2 separate regions of the Homo sapiens genome follow, and region 1 is linked to region 2. Evidence: read pairs that join two places in POLR2A ChIA-PET (ENCODE). Cell type or tissue: GM12878. All regions are shown on one strand.

What was found. Peaks named below come from ENCODE experiments on the same cell type or tissue, not always from the same donor. Only the 100,000 strongest peaks of a DNase experiment are listed, where the experiment ranks them.
Region 1: POLR2A ChIA-PET joins it to region 2 with 5 read pairs; 3 of 35 experiments call an interaction of 5 or more read pairs at or near these places.

What each region holds. Positions count from the first base shown.
Region 1 is chr13:41,294,582-41,302,581 of GRCh38, forward strand. It overlaps LOC105370173 (a long non-coding RNA gene), which reads left to right and starts at 1,602. Exons shown (of 3, transcript XR_001749846.2): 1 at 1,602-1,642; 2 at 3,647-3,791. It also overlaps a transcript of MTRF1 not described here. In GM12878, no CTCF peak of the experiment used is centred here; no DNase peak of the experiment used is centred here; H3K4me3 peaks cover 304 bases.
Region 2 is chr13:41,228,612-41,236,611 of GRCh38, forward strand. MTRF1 (mitochondrial translation release factor 1) reads right to left here. Exons shown (of 10, transcript NM_004294.4): 7 at 5,279-5,396. KBTBD6-DT (KBTBD6 divergent transcript) reads left to right here. Exons shown (of 4, transcript NR_120423.1): 4 at 6,505-8,000. Among named protein-coding and RNA genes, the nearest start is that of MTRF1, 31 kb to the right of the region's middle. In GM12878, no CTCF peak of the experiment used is centred here; a DNase peak (open chromatin) is centred at 3,440; H3K27ac peaks cover 654 bases.

The sequences.
Region 1 (8,000 bases), 66 kb after region 2:
ATATGAAAACGTATTTTTGGTAAGAAAGGTTAAAAAGAAAAGATAATAATGTTATATGAGAAAAAACTTTATATGGTAAATTTGTGTCCTAAGGTAAAATTTAAGAGAGCAAAAGTATAGGATAAAGCAGAAATTTCAAGCATATTGTCTATGGTACATATTGTCAGAGTACGTTGTGATAAGGTTTGTGAAAAGAAAATTTATGAAAGGAAATTTGCATGTGATCAGGTTGGCTATAATTAAAGGAAATTACTTATAAGTCTTTCTAAAGATTGAGCTTTGATATTAAATTATACTAATACAAAACTAAAATTTTGGTTCCCTATGTTAGAATAAAGCAAGTTTTTCATCAACTATCAATTTGCTTTTAGTAAAATTCAGAGGTTCTGAATTTTTAATTCTGAAATCTGTATCTTTTAAAACTTCTCAGACTTATATCTCGGAAGTTCAACTTTTACTGTACCTTGCTGCATGTGATTTGCAGGTCACATGTGATTGCCTTCTGTTTTTTAATCCCTGGGAAAGGTACATCTTTTTGCTTGGCTGGGATGGTAACTCTGTCCTTCAATGTTTTTATCAATTCCTGTAACTTTTGTTCTGGTTCTAACACTGATGTTGTGGCCTGACACTGAAATGTTTTATCTTGAAGGTGTAGAAAAGCAATGTTTTCCTTCAGTATAACTTGATTCTGTACTCTTGGGTTTTCTTTATAGGTCTGCATTGTTCAGTATAACCAGGAAACATCCATGTTGTTACTAAGAGTCCCTACTTTGTGTCCCTACACAAGGTACTAGTTTTCTTGTTTACATTTCTCCATAATAAATTGTACATCATAATCCTGGACAAACTCTTCCTCTGTCTGCTTAAATTCAAGTACCTTTTTCATCAGGTTTGACTTCCAGGTTAACTAAATGGGCTTCTCATGAGGAAAAGCAATTACACTACAGAAGGTTTTTCTTTTCCTTTTTGGTAACAGGTCTGAAAAAAAAAAGATTTTACATTTTATCGAGATAATCCTTGTGTTGTCTTTATTAGGATTTTGGTTACTTAGGAAAACTGAGTTTTAAATGGGTTAAGGTTTCCACAACCATGTAACTTCTATATAGCTTTTGAAGTTTTATGATTATCACTCTGGTTAAATGAATAACTATTATTTAACAGTGACCTGTGATTCTGTTTTGTTTTTCGGATTTTTGTTTTCATTTTTGTTTTTGTTTTGAGATAGGATCTTGCTTTGCTGCCCAGGCTGGAGTACAGTTGTGTGATCGTAGTTCACTATAAAACTAGGCTCAAGTGATCCTCCCACCTCAGCCTCCTGAATAGCTGGGACTACTGATGCATGCCAGAACATCCAGCTAATTAAATTTTTTTTTCATTTTTTGTTTTAGAGATAAGGTCTTGCTCTGTTGCCCAAACTGGAGTCAAGTGGTACAATCACAACTTGCTGTAATTTTGAACTCTGGGGCTCAAGCAATCCTTGGTCTCCTGAGTAGCTAGGACTACAGTAGTGTGTCACCATGCCCAGTTAATTTTTCATTTTTATTTGTAGATACCAGGTCTCCCTATGTTGCCCAATCTGGCCTTGAACTTCTGGCCTCAAGCAATCATTCTGCCTTGACCTCTCAATGTGCTGGGACTAAAGGTATGAGCCACCATGCTGTAAAAACTTTTCATGAAGATGAGATCTTGCTAATGTAGCCCAGGCTGGTCTTAAACTCCCGGCCTCAAGCAATCCTCCCACCTCAGCCTCCCAAAGCACTGGGATTGCTGTCCTGAGCCACTGTACCCAGCCCATGATTCTCTTTTGATCAAATGTTTCAAACCTTTTGACATCTTTGGCAGATTTCACTAAGATCAAAATTCTAAATTACTTTTTGTTGGCTTAAAATTAACTTTGGGATATTCTAGTTGGGCCCCTGGAAACATCAAAGAATGTATCTCTCATTTTGTAGAGATATTAAATTATTTGGTAAATTGTACGGTAGGCATTGTCAAATAACAATAATATTAGATCTTCTCTCAGTTACATTTATGGGTATGTTATTGATATGTGTTTCCAAAATCATACAAATTAATAAAAATATAATATTTTGTCAGTCATAATTTTATTATGATTTTTGATTGCTATGTTAAAGTTATATTTGTATGAATATGTTATTAATTTAAATATTCTAAAAATTATATAAAAGTTATAAAATTCTGATGGTCCTGATGTGACATTATCAGTCATAATTCTGGTTGCATCTACTAGATATTTTAAATGCTGCACGTAATAGCAATAACTAAATTTCCTGGTCAATTGGAACTTTCATCAGATTTTAATCATGGCTATTCTAAGTTTTTATCATCCACAGCTGTTGTTTTGAATTCTTCTCTAAACACATTTGCAATCAGCTTTAGTCCAAAATTGCTTTTCATGGAAAAGACTAACAAGTACTCTTAAACACTGATTTCTGATAACTTTAAGATAAATGGACTAAATAAAAACTCCCAGAATTCTAATAAAAGACTGACTCATTCATGAGGATCGTTAAGTCAACATCAAGCAGAAAAAGAATTACAAGGGACTGAACTGATGGAGCACTAAAATGATTACATAAATTCTTGTTTGAAATACTGCTGATTCTTTTTGTATTTTGTTTTCCAAAGTCAACACTTCCACAGTACATCTCCCTACAAAGACATTCCCCAAGGCTAGTGGGCGACCCAATGCCAATCAGCCCACTCTGATTAGCCCACCATAGTTCTATCTTTTGGTGTTGAGTGTTCTTACAATCTCCAAGGTTTCAAAACTTCCTTTTTATCTAAGCCCCCTGAAGTAACAACCACTCACTGCAACCACTGGCTGCCACTTCCAAAACTGCAGCTTTTGCCAGTAACTGTAGATTTTGCCAGTAACTTGCCATTACACATACAAAAGTCAGGTTCTCTCCCACAATACAAAGTAATCCCTGGTACTCCAAAAGCCAAAGAGATCAGGTACTACTTTTAATTGCTTTTTTTTTTTTTTCTGAGACCGGGTCTTGCTTTTTTACCTAGGCTGGAGTGCAGTGGCACTATCTTGGCTCACCACAACCTCTGCCTTCCGGGTTCAAGTGGTTCTCCTGCCTCAGCGTCCCGAGTGGCTGGGATTACAGGTGTATGCCACTACACCCAGCTAATTTTTTTTATTTTTAGTAGAGATGGGGTTTCACCATGTTGGCCAGGCTGTCTTAAACCCCTTACCTCCAGTGATGTGCCCGCCTCAACTTCCCAAAGTGCTGGGATTACAGGTGTGAGCCACCATGCCAGGTCTTTAATTCCTCTTAAAACTGTTCACTATTTAACAATTTGATTTCCTCTATGACAATATAAACTGCAATTTATAAATTAATAGAATCGGATTTCAAAAACATTCTTGAACCTAATAATTCAATCTTATCTTTTAATTCTAAATACATTTTCCCTTTTTTTTTGAGAGAAGGAGCTGTGAATATTATATAATCTACAATCCTTTTTGTAATGTCCAGGATTTTTGCAGTAATTGCAAAGCAGAGGATTAGATTGGTTTTGGAACTTATTAGGTTAGACAATTGCTTTAGTTGCAAACTCATGATCTTTTTTGCTTTTCCCCTCTGTTTGGCTTTCTTTTCTTTTTCTTCCTTAGGTAGGGTATGGGATATTTGATCAGCAAAATTAACTAGCTCATGAGTTTGAAAGGCAGTCCAACTGGGGCACTGTCCCTTTGTTACACATGCCAGTTCTTCGTCTTATCCATTTACGAAGTTTTAGTTAAGGAGAGCATCATTTTGGTAAGTTAGCACTATTACGAAGTTACACTCTCATAGTGTAACATTACAGGCTTATCAAGATTTTGTTTGCATTGTTATATTTTGTTCCAATTAACTACTTTTCGAAAACGAAGGGGATAGGATTTAGCAAAGCTTTGGCAGTATTGTAGGCCCATTCATGATCTGCTTCAGAATTGGAAGTCCTTTAAACAATTTCTCCAATTTGCCTTTGCTATCTAATCTTTGGCTTTACTTTCTGACACTAATATGCGAATCACTTGGTATAAACCAGAGAATCTGGGATTATAAGCTCAAACATTTGAATCACATTTTCTAGCAAATTCAATGGGGTCCTGAAGAGGATCTGGGAATTTTTAAATTATGTCTTTAAGTTCTACTTTTGAACCATGGTTGATATATCAAGTCAGGTTCTCCTCTAATGAACACAAGGTATTTCCAAAATGGAGCCAGAACAGCGGAAGAAGGAGGAAGAGGAGGAAAGGGAGGTAAATCTGGACAAGAAGTTCTGTCAAAAGAGAAGGAGGAGGCCAGGTGAGGAGGCTCACACCTGTAATCCCAGCACTTTGGGAGGCCAAAGCAGGCGGATCACTTGAGGTCAGGAGTTTGAGACCAGCCTGGCCAACATGGCAAAACCCCGTTTCTACTAAAAAATACAAAAATTAGCTGGGCGTGACGCACGCCTGTAAATCCAGCTACTCAGGAGGCTGAGGCAGGTGAATCACTTCAACCTGGGTGTGTGTGTGTGTGTGTGTGCAGGTTGTAGTGAGCCGAGATCATGCCACTGCACTCCAGCCTGGGTGACAGAGTGAGACTCTATCTAAAAAAGAAAAAAAAAAGAGAGAGAGAGAGAAAGAGGAGCTGAAGAAGGGGGAGAAATTTTGGTAGTATTTTTTAAATTCAGAAATTGTTTTGTACTTTTGTCCTACTCTTGCAGAGAATTGGCTTTATCACAACCTCTTTTAGAGGCTAAGTACCATTGAAAATAGCTCCCAGTTATTTTCTTTTCTTTTAGAGCCGGCTTTTACTAATGGATCAGGCAGATAAACTAGCTTAGGTATTTCAAAGTTACCTCATTTTGGCCATTGTAACTTGGGGTCATCTTGAGTAATATGAGATCAATTTTTTTCTAGATATTTGCATGAGGAGGTGCTGTGAATACTAAACAGGAATCCAGCTGGTGTTTCTAGTGGTGGATCTCTACTTAAGGAGGAAGACTCAGTTATAGAAGTAAGATTGCCCATAATTAAGACTTTCCTTTTGAATGGCCAAAAAGACCTAGCAGGAAGAATTTCGATCACTCAAGAAGAAAAGTTTAAATTTGTCAATTGAACTGAGCTTCACAATCTGGCCAGTTTTAAAGACTTTTTTTTTTTTTCAGTGATAAACTGATATCTCCCTGACCAAACTTCTGAATGAGAGAAATGTTTGAAAAGCTCTAAGGCATAATTCAAATAAGACCTTAATATCAGAGAAAAAGTGAAACTTACAAATCTGTGGTCAGAAAAATCACTAAAGAATAACAAATGAAACTCCTACCGAACAGTAGAGTTTCAATTTCAGCCCTTTCAATTTAGGAATGTGTGTAGCTCAAATAATGTCTCAATCCTCAAGAAAGCCAGAAAGATTCAGACTTGAGAGGAGCCTTTCCAGAGATCGTTGTTGACTCCAGCAAGGTTGGATAAACTACTGGCACCAGTTCTCTAGTTGTCAGTGAAGTGACAGTGATCACTGGAGGTCTGCTTTAGGTCCCGTTTGGGTCACCAAAATGTCAACCTTAAGAATGAGATGCAGAAAATATGATTAAGCATAGAGTTTATTTGAGCTCAAAGATTGAAGATGGCCACCCAAAAGCATAGATTTGAGTTTCCCTGAATACACACTTCTGTTTGCTGTAATTACAAGTGGTTTAAACATTTCTAAAAAATAATTAGAGGCTGGGAGCCGTGGCTCACGCTAGTAATCCCAGCACTTTGGGAGGCCGAGGCGGGCGGATCACAAGGTCAGGAAATCGAGACCATCCTGGCCAACATGGTGAAACCCCGTCTCTACTAAAAATACAAAAAATTAGCCAGGCATGGTGGTGGGCGCCTGTAGTCCCAGCTACTCGGGAGGCTGAGGCAGGAGAATGGCCTAAACCCAGGAGGCGGAGCTTGCAGTGAGCTGAGATCCGGCCACTGCACTCCAGCCTGGGCGACACAGCAAGACTCCGTCTCAAAAAAAAAAAAAAAAAAATTAGAGACAGGGTCTTGCTGGGCCTGAACTCCTGGCCTCAAGCAATCCTCCTGCCTCAGCTTCCCTGAGTGTTGGGATTGTAGGCATGAGCCACTGCACCTGGCCTTACCAGTGGTTTTTAAAGCAAAAAAATAAAAAAGAGGCAATTCCTAAATTGTTTACCAAGATTTTACATTAAAATGACATAAGTTATTGATTGGCTACACATTGTTCTTTGTATCACAAATTTCAGGAACATGAAGATAATGGGCGAGGCAGCTAGTCAAGAACAAAATGCCTTTAAACAATTGCCTGGGTGCAGGGGGCATGACTGAAGCTCCATATTCATGTCTCTCTGGGCCTGATATATTTTGCATACCTCACGTAGATCAGATTGCTCTGAGCTATTTCTCTTTTTCTCATGGATAATAGTATTTTTCTCATAGGGTTTTCATAAAGATTAAATAAGAAATAGCAAATTGCATATAGTGTCTAGTACAGAGTAAGTGTTCAATAACAGTTATGATGAAATGATTACAGTAATTGAGAAGAGAAAGGAGAGATAGGAGAGAGGAGTAAAGTTCCCTAAGAAGGCAAAGATGTATCCCTCCTAAGCGCAGGTAGTGGAATTAACTCTGCATTCACCAGGGGATAGGAAACTTTTCCCTTCACCCTTTGAAGGTTCTCTGAAAACTGACAAAAGGCAGATTAATAGGAGAAAAGGCATACACAATTTTATTTTCACGTGGCTAGCCTGGGGGAATCGCAGAATGGTGACCCAACAACGCACTATTATACAGAAGCTTATGTACCTGTTTTCAGAGGGGAGAGATGTATTGACTTGGGAGGTGGGAGGCAGATGATATAGAAAGGCAAAGGACAGGTTGGGTGCGGTGGCTCATACCTGTAATGTCAGCACTTCGGGAGGCTGAGGTGGACGGATCACCTGAAGTCAGGAGTTTGAGATCCACCTGGCCAACAGGGTAAAACCCTGACTCTACTAAAAATGCAAGAATTAGCCGGATGTGGTGGTGGGCATCTATAATCCCAGCTACTTGGGAGGCTGAGGCAAGAGAATCACTTGAACCCAGGAGGTGGAGGTTGCAGTGAGCCCAGATCTCACCACTGCACTCCAGCCTGGGCAACAGAGTGAGACTCCGTCTCAAAAAAAAAAAAGAAAGGCAAGGACCAGAGCTGCACAGAAACAAAGTCTGTCTTATTATGTAGATAAAGATTTTATGTAGATAAAATCTCTCAGTGCTGCTCTCAGATGAACAGATGAAAAGTCTGTCTGGGTGTGGGGATGACTCCCAGTCTCTTCTCTTCTCTGGTGGTTGATCTTTCCTGGCTATTTGATGAGATTCCTAGGGAGGGAGTCTTAAGACAATTGTATTTAAACTTTCTTCTTCAGATAAGAAATTCCAGAAGGAGTCTTTCTTATTTATTTATTTATTTATTTTTGAGATGGAGTCTCCCTCTGTTGCCTAGGCTGGAGTGCAGTGGCACGATCTTGGCTCATTGCAATCTCCCTCTCCTGGGTTCAAGCGATTCTCCTGCCTCAGACTCCCGAGTAGCTGGGATTACAGGTACCCACCACCACCATGTCTGGCTAATTTTGGTATTTTTAGTAGAGACAGGGTTTCACCATATTAGCCAGGCTGGTCTCGAACTCCTGATCTCAGGTGAGCCACCCGCCTCGGCCTTCCAAAGTGCTGGGATTACAGGTGCGAGCCACCGTGCCTGGCCAAGAATCTTTCTTAGGGTGCTTCTGGAAACAGGATCAGAGAGACAGGAAGGTGGGAGAAGTGGCAGAGAGAGAGAGACCTTTGTTCTCAGGCTTATTTTTGAGGATTTTCAAAAGCACTCAGCGTGGCTATATTTGGGGAATCATTTCTGTGCCCCAATACAGGGAAGAAAAGGGAGAAACACACTAGATCTGGATTTTTTTTTAAATTTTTTTTTTTGAGATGGGGTCTTGCTTTGTCACCCAGGCTGGAG
Region 2 (8,000 bases):
TTTTACTCACCAACTGGTAATAAACTAAAAAAAGCCCACTTTAATGCACAAAATATTCATTTGTCTTCATCCTTATCTTGGGATAAATTTTCCCAAGAAAGGTAATATTCCCCTGTATAAACATTTAACCATACCCCTATGAATAACTCTTCCAATGGTGGAAAATGAAATTATCTAGAAGCAGTGGTTAGAAAAAAAATACGATTCTTCCATGACATGGAGAAAATAGAAGAATGAGCTATATAGTTCTCACTTTGAATTCTAGCAGGGACGGTTCCTAGTCTAAGGTCTTAGTATGGAAGAAAGAATGGGAGAAATGGAAGAAAGGCTGAGTTTTCCTTGAAGCAGATGCTGAAACCATGGCAATCCTCAAAATATGGAAGAAGTAGGCTGAAGAAATCACTTGGTCATAACTGCATGGCTTCATAAGGGTTAGGTCTTGACATGCCTTGCTTGCCTAAAGGGAAGGTTTGAGGGTAGGCCTTCAGGCCTCTTTGAAACCAAAGACTCAGATCTAAGTGGCTAAAAAATAATTGGCCCAAGGTAAGTCTGGCAGCACAATGATAAGTCACTTTCTTTTCCCTTTATTGTTAGTTGACATGTAATAATTGTACATATTTATGGGATATAGAGTGGTATTTCGATACAATGTGGAATGATCAAATCAGGGTAATTAGCACATCCATCACCTCAAAATTTATTTATCATTTATTTGTGTTGTGAACATTCAAAATCTTCTCTTCTAGCTTTCTGAAAATATGCAATAAATAAATCTATATTAACCATATTCATGCTATAGTGCTACAGAACACCAGGACTAATTCCTCCTATCCAGCTGTAATTCTGTATCCTTTACCCAACCTCTCTCTATCCTCCTCTCCCCCTTACCCTTCCTAGTCTCTAATAACCACAGTTCTACTCTCTGTAAGTCACTTTTTGTAAAGTCAGCAATTTATGGCTACATAGGGTGGTTTTACAACTTGTAAGTTTTAAAGTATTCTGGTTTGTCAGAGTTTTGATCACCTTTTACCCAATTTTTTACCCATTTTAATTTTTAATTCATCTTAAGCTAATTATTACTGTTCTGGACTGTGTATAATATAGAATGATATCCAACAATACAGGGTTTAGGTGAAACACATTAAGTATTCAACAATTTATGGACTGTTGAAATAAATTATGGCAAGTTACAAAAAGTATAACCTCAGGACGGGCATGGTGGCTCATGCCTGTAATCCCAGCACTTTGGGAGGCCGAGGTGGGCAGATCACTCTAGGTCAGGAGTTCGAGACCAGCCTGGCCAACATGGTGAAACTACGTCTCTACTAAAAATACAAAAATTAGCCAGGTGTGGTGGTGCACACCCATAGTCCCAGCTACCTGGGAGGCTGATGCAGGAGAATAGCTTGAACACTGGAGGCAGAGGTTGCAGTGAACCAAGGTTCACTGGCCACTGCATGCCAGCCTGAGTGACAGAGCTAGACTCCATCTAAGAAAAAAAAAAAAGTATAACTTCATTTTTGGGGAAAAAATGGCATATTTTTATATGTACAGAAAAGAATTTGAAAGGATGTATACCAAAGATATATGCCAACAATGGTTACTGGGTTATTATTACGGATGTTTTATGTTCTTTTGCTCATGCATATATTCTTTTCTTTTTTTTTTTTGAGACGGAGTTTCACTCTTGTTGCCCAGGCTGGAGTGCAATGGCGTGATCTCAGTTCACTGCAACCTCTGCCTCCCAGGTTCAAGCAATTCTCCTGCCTCAGCCTCCCGAGGAGCTGGGATTACATGCATGCGCCACCAGGCCCAGCTAATTTTGTATTTTTAGTAGAGCTGGGGTTTCTCCATGTTGGTCAGGCTGGTCTTGAACTCCCGACCTCAGGTGATCTGTCTGCCTTGGCCTCCCAAAGTGCTGGGATTACAGGCGTGAGCCACTGCACCGGGCCTTTTTTTTTTTTTTTTTAACAGTTTCCTATGGAATAAAAATCAATAAAGGAAACAAGAGAAAGTATGAAATTATCCTATTTTGGATATTTAGGTTGTTTTAACTTTTCATACAACAAACAATACAAGCAATCATAATCATGTCTGACTTCAAGATGGTTTCCCTTTTTTTTTTTTTGAGACTGAGTTTTGCTCTTGTTGCCCAGGCTGAAGTGCAATGGCATGATCTCGGCTCACTGCAACCTCTGCTTCCTGGGTTCAACTGATTCTCCTGCCTCAGCCTCCCCAGTAGCTGGGACTACAGGCATACACTACTACACCCAGCTAATTTTTTTGTATTTTTAGTAGAGACAGGGTTTCACCATTTTGGCCAGGCTAGTCTCAAACTCCTGACCCTCAGGTGATCTGCCTGCATCAGCCTCCCAAAGTGCTGGGATTACAGGCGTGAGCCACTGCACCTGGCCCCCACCCCGCTTTTTTTAAATCACACTACAACAAGAACAAAGAACAGAAACACAAACTCCATCTGAAATAAAACTAGGTGATATATATAATCCCCAAACATGATCTATTAAAGACAGAAAGTGGATGGAAGAATGGTAAATGACTTAGCAGCTGGAAGGAAGGTGAGACTTAATTCCCTGTAGAGGGAGATGCTGACCAGAAACTGGCCACTTTGCCCTGCTAAGTGCCAGAAAGGCTCAGAAATAGAGACACCAGGTATTTCAGAAGTCAGGCTTGAGGAGCTAGGGCTAAATACAGAAAGCCTATAATAACAAATAGATCCTCAAGTCTCCTTCCTCAATCTGCAGAAGGCAGGAGGTATATTTCTGGATAATTAAATCAGGAAAATTCCAGACCTGGGACTAGTTATAAGGGAGGGCAAGTATGGAGTATGGGCGGGAAGACAAGAGGATTAAGTAAACAACTGCTATTGAAAGGTGAGACCTTGACTTTACTCTCAGCTGTATCCTGGAAGATCCTTCTCAGGAGAAAACAAACTCACAAGAGAAAAGGTCTACAGATATAGACATCTGGGGGTCCCTAATAAAAAAGCTGATTAATCCTCTAACTGCTCCACAGTGGAACTCACTAATGGGTATGTGGATAAGTGCACTCAGAGCTTCAGAATCTGGCTCTTAAATATGTACAGACAGCCAAGAATTCCTAGAAATTTCCAACATGAAAGTAAGAATGGGCTGAGTGTAGTGGCTCATGTCTGTTATCCCAACACTTTGGGATGCTGAGGCAGGCAGATCACTTGAGCCGAGGAGTTGGAGACCAGCTTGGGCAATGTGGAGAAACCTGGTGTCTACCAAAAAAAAAAAAAAAAAAAGCAAAAATTAGCCAGGCATGGTGGCAAGCGCCTATAGTTCCAGCTACCAGGAAGCTGGGACGGGGGAGTGGTGCTGAGGTGGGAGGGTCACCTGAGCCTGGGAAAGTCACAGCTGCAGTGAGCTGTGATCACACCACTGTACTCCAGCCTGGGCAACAGGCCAAGGCCTTGTCTCAAAAAGAAAAAAAAGAAAAGTAAAGCAAGAATGAAACAAAAATAAACTCAGAAGAAACAGAGACACTGCAGAAAGCAGAAGAGAACTTCAGGGAAACTAAAATTAATATCCTTCAGTAATAAAAAAAAGAAATAAGTATCAACAAAATAAGAAAAGGATGCTATGAGAAAACAATTCTGAGAACAAGAAAGAGCTCTCAAAAGTTAAAAAAATAATTTTTTTACAATCAGAAAAAAGGGTAGGAAAAAGAACTAAAAAACAAAGTGACAGACAATATGAGGAAAAAACAAATTCAAGAGGTCTAATATCTAACTAATAGAAATCCCAGGAAGAATAAATAAAATGTTATGCAAGAAAGTATTGAAGAAAGTATTTCAGAGCTGAAAGGCATGAGTCTCTAAACTGAAAGCAACAAATACAAGGAATGAAAAAGACTTTCAATGTTCTAAGGGGAAATTATTTCCATGAAATGATCGATGAAGTGTGAAGTTAGAATAAAGCTATTTTCAGATCTACAAAGCCTTGAAATATTTACATGTCACAAATCTTTTCTCAGGAAGCCACTTAAAGATGAGCTTTGTTAAAATGACAGAGTAGCAAAGAGAAAAGATGATATAGAACCCAAGAAACGGGAGGATCCAACACAGAACAGAGATGAAAGGAACTCCCCAACTGCTGATGACCAGGACAACCCCTGTGCAATGTCCTGGGGAGCAGCTGGTCCACACTGAAGCAAGATGATGGAGTGCTCTGTCATGGAGTCTCCAGAGAGCACTGGAGTGACTTCATTTTACACAACTTTTGGAAGATGTAAGCAGACTCAGAGTCAAAGAAAAGTAGGCAAATGAAAAATCAATGAGGTAATTATTAACTCTAGGAAATGAAATCACAGGACTGTATACTAATGGGCTCAGCGTCTAACACTATCTGTTCATTATATGAACACAGTGAAAATTAATTTTGCCAAAAGATAAATATTTGGAAGAAGAAAAGGTATATAAGAAGGGCAAAATTCTCATCTACCACATTAAGATGTAAATATATAATCTTTATAGTTGGTCAGAAGAGCAATATTTGCCTATTATTTAGAAATACTGAGGTAATTACCAGAAGAAATAGCTAAAAGAGGTTCATTTGTTTGTTTTTTGCAGCTAGAGAAGTGAGTAAAAAGAATTTAAAGTGGTTGTCTTTAGGAAATGGGAACTGAGAGTAGAGGAAGTAGGAAGAGGGTGGGAACAAGTCCAGAGAGCTGTTGGTTTTTTTGTTATAGGACTTTGCCATTAGACTTTTAAAACCATATACATGAAATGTAAAAATTAATTTAAAAAAATTAAGGAGTTAAATAAAATTTTAATTTGAAAAACGGTAGGAATATTTAAAATCACATTACGGACAGCAAAACTACCTCAGAGTATACCAAAATTACCAATATTCAAAATAAAAGCATTAGTGCAGCAAAGCCTAATGGAGTTAGCTGTCATGCTACAAGGTGACAGAATATCCACGGTGGTGGCCTGTGCAAGGCTGCTTCTGTGTTTCATCTGTATTTAGGCTGGGGCACCTCTGTTTGCTCACTCCCATCCAGCATACCTGGGAAGCTTCCCTGAATAGGTCTGCTCACCGTCTGCATCTTTTCAGAAAGGAATCTTTCCAAACAGAAGGGAAATATGAACACAATAGCCATCCTGATCCACAACCCCAGTGACATTTTTAAAGAGCTGTGCAAGGAACCAGACACTCATATAGGACTATTTCCTTCCAAATGCTGAGTAAGATGGAAAAAGGGTTAAAAGTACAAAGCCAAGGGGCTTGCTTACCTGTGGGGATGTGGACAAGTCTGACGGCACTATCAGTTTTATTAACATGCTGCCCTCCTGCTCCTTTGGCTCGAAATGTATCTATTCGCAAATCCTTGGGGTCCAATTTCACATCCACCTAGAACAGAAGGCATGGCATAATTCTACACTCCGTGAATACTTTAATATAAAATCGATTCCAAGATTTTTCAAATAAACTGTATTGTTTTAAGATAAATTATAGCCTTTAGACTAAGAGAAGTAACTTATACCAAAGAAAGAGCAATAAACTCCCCATTCCAATGGGATGCTATTTTTTGTTTGTTTGAGACAGGGTCTCCCTCTGTTGCCTAGGCTGGAGTATAGTGGCACAATCATAGCTCACTGTAACCTCAAACTCCTGGGCTTAAGTGATCCTCCTGCCTCAGCCTGCTGAGTAGCTAGGACTACTGGTGCGCACTACCGTGCCATGTTAATTTTAAAAATTTCTTGTACAGATGGGGTCTTGCTATTTTGCCCAGGCTGGTCTTGAACTCCTGGCCTCAAGCGATCCTCCCACCTTGGACTTCCTGAATGCTGAGATTACAGACATGAGCCACCACACCTGGCCCTGGGATTCCATTTTTAAGCACTGATTTAGGATGTTATGAGATCACTGAGTTTTCAATCTTTCAAAAGTTTCATCATTCATCATCCCAAAGTTACATGTAAGAAAACCCCAAAAATATATAAAATACACACATATATACTATATATTGTTGATTCTCATTATTGTCAGAATGTCTATTTGCAAATTTGCCTACTCACTAAAATTTATTTGTATCCACAAATCAACACCCGAGGCACTTCCACAGTCATTTGCAGACATGCATAGGGCAGTGAAAAATATGAGTTGCTCCACATTTGCCCATTGCCAGCTGAAGTAGGACAAGGTAACACTCTGCCTTCTTGTGGCAGCTCTCCTACAGAGATGACCAGAGAATGGAGGTGTAGGGGGCAGAGCAGAGCAGTGCTCTGGTTCTGGGGCCAATTTGGACTGGGTTTGAATCTGAACTCTAGCACCTTTTAGTGGAGCAGCATCAGGCAAGTCACCTGACACTCCTGAGCCTCGTTTTCTCTTTTGTAAAGTATAGAGAATCTACCAGGATGGGTTATTTTTAGAATTTAAGATTATAATCTATGTGAGCTCAGTGTGTGTTTGTGTGTGTGTATGAATTTAGCTAATTTTTTTTTTTTTTTTGAGACAGGGTCTCACTCTGTTCCCCAGGCTGGAGTGCAATGGTGCAATCATAGCTCACTGCCACCTTGAACTCCTGGACTTAAGCAATCTTCCTGCCTCAACCTCCTGAGTAGCTGGGACCACAGGTGTGTGCCACCACGCTCAGCTGGATTTAGCTAATATTGAACCATTGTTCCTAACACTGATTTAACAAATACTGAACCATTACTGCCAAGTGGTTCAGAATCTACTAAATTAGTGTTTGCTGCAACTTTACAGAACATAACTACTGGGAATAATGAAAATCAACTTCATTCGTGCATGTGTGTGTTTATTAGTGATTGAAAGGTGGCTCCCAAAAAGATATGTTCATATTCTAATTCATGGAACCTTATTCGGAAAAAGGTTCTTTGCAGATGTAATTAAGATGAAATTATCCTGGATTATCAGGATAGGCCCTAAATCCAATGACAAGTGTCCTTATAACAAACAACTAAAGACAGTAAAGGAGAAGACCATGTGAATTTGAAGAGTGTTATCGTTTCAAGCCGAGGAACACCTGGAGCAACCAGAAGCTGGAAGATGCAAGGGAGGATTCTCCCCAGAGCCTTCAGAGAGGCACAACTCTGCTGACACCTTGATTTTGGACTTCTGGCTGCTAGAACTGTGAAATAATAAGTTACTGCTATTTGAAGCCACTAAGTTTGTGGTAATTTGTTACAGCAGCCTTTGGAAACTTATACACAGACACAGACACACACACACACAGAAACACACACACACAAATAGTTAACGAATATGTTTTTATTTTGTTTGTTTTTTGTTTTTTTTTTTGAGACAGAGTCTTGCTTTGTTGCCCAGGCTGGAATGCAGTGGCGTGATCTCAGAATTCACTGCAACCTCTGACTCCCAGGTTCAAGAGTTTGGAAACTTATACACAGACACAGACAGACAGACACACACACACAGACACACGCACACACACACACAGTTAACAAATATTTTTGTTTTGTTTTGTTTTTGTTTTTTTTGGTTTTTTTTTGGAGACAAGAGTCTTGCTTTATTGCTCAGGCTGGAGTGCAGTGGCGTGACCTCAGAATTCACTGCAACCTCTGACTCCCAGGTTCAAGAGATTCTCCTGCCTCAGACTCCCGGGTAGCTGGGATTATAGGTGTGTGCCATCACTACCAGCTACTTTTTGTATTTTTAGTAGAGATGGAGTTTCACCGTGTTGGCCAGGCTGGTCTCGAACTCCTGATCTTGTGATCCATCCACCTTGGCCTCCCAAAGTGCTGGATTACAGGCATGAGCCACTGTGCCCGGCCTACAACAAATATGCTATTTTTTAGGGGAGAGCTAACATTTTGTTCCACATTCATCATTTATTAGTGTGAATGACAGAAAGCAGATGTGACTTTTCTCTTTGAAAAGTAACTAGTAACTGGGTCAAGGCTGGAATCTAATACACTGTTTAGCTGATTGTTCTTTTGTATGTTTCCTCTCAAATGACTGCAACACAGTGAA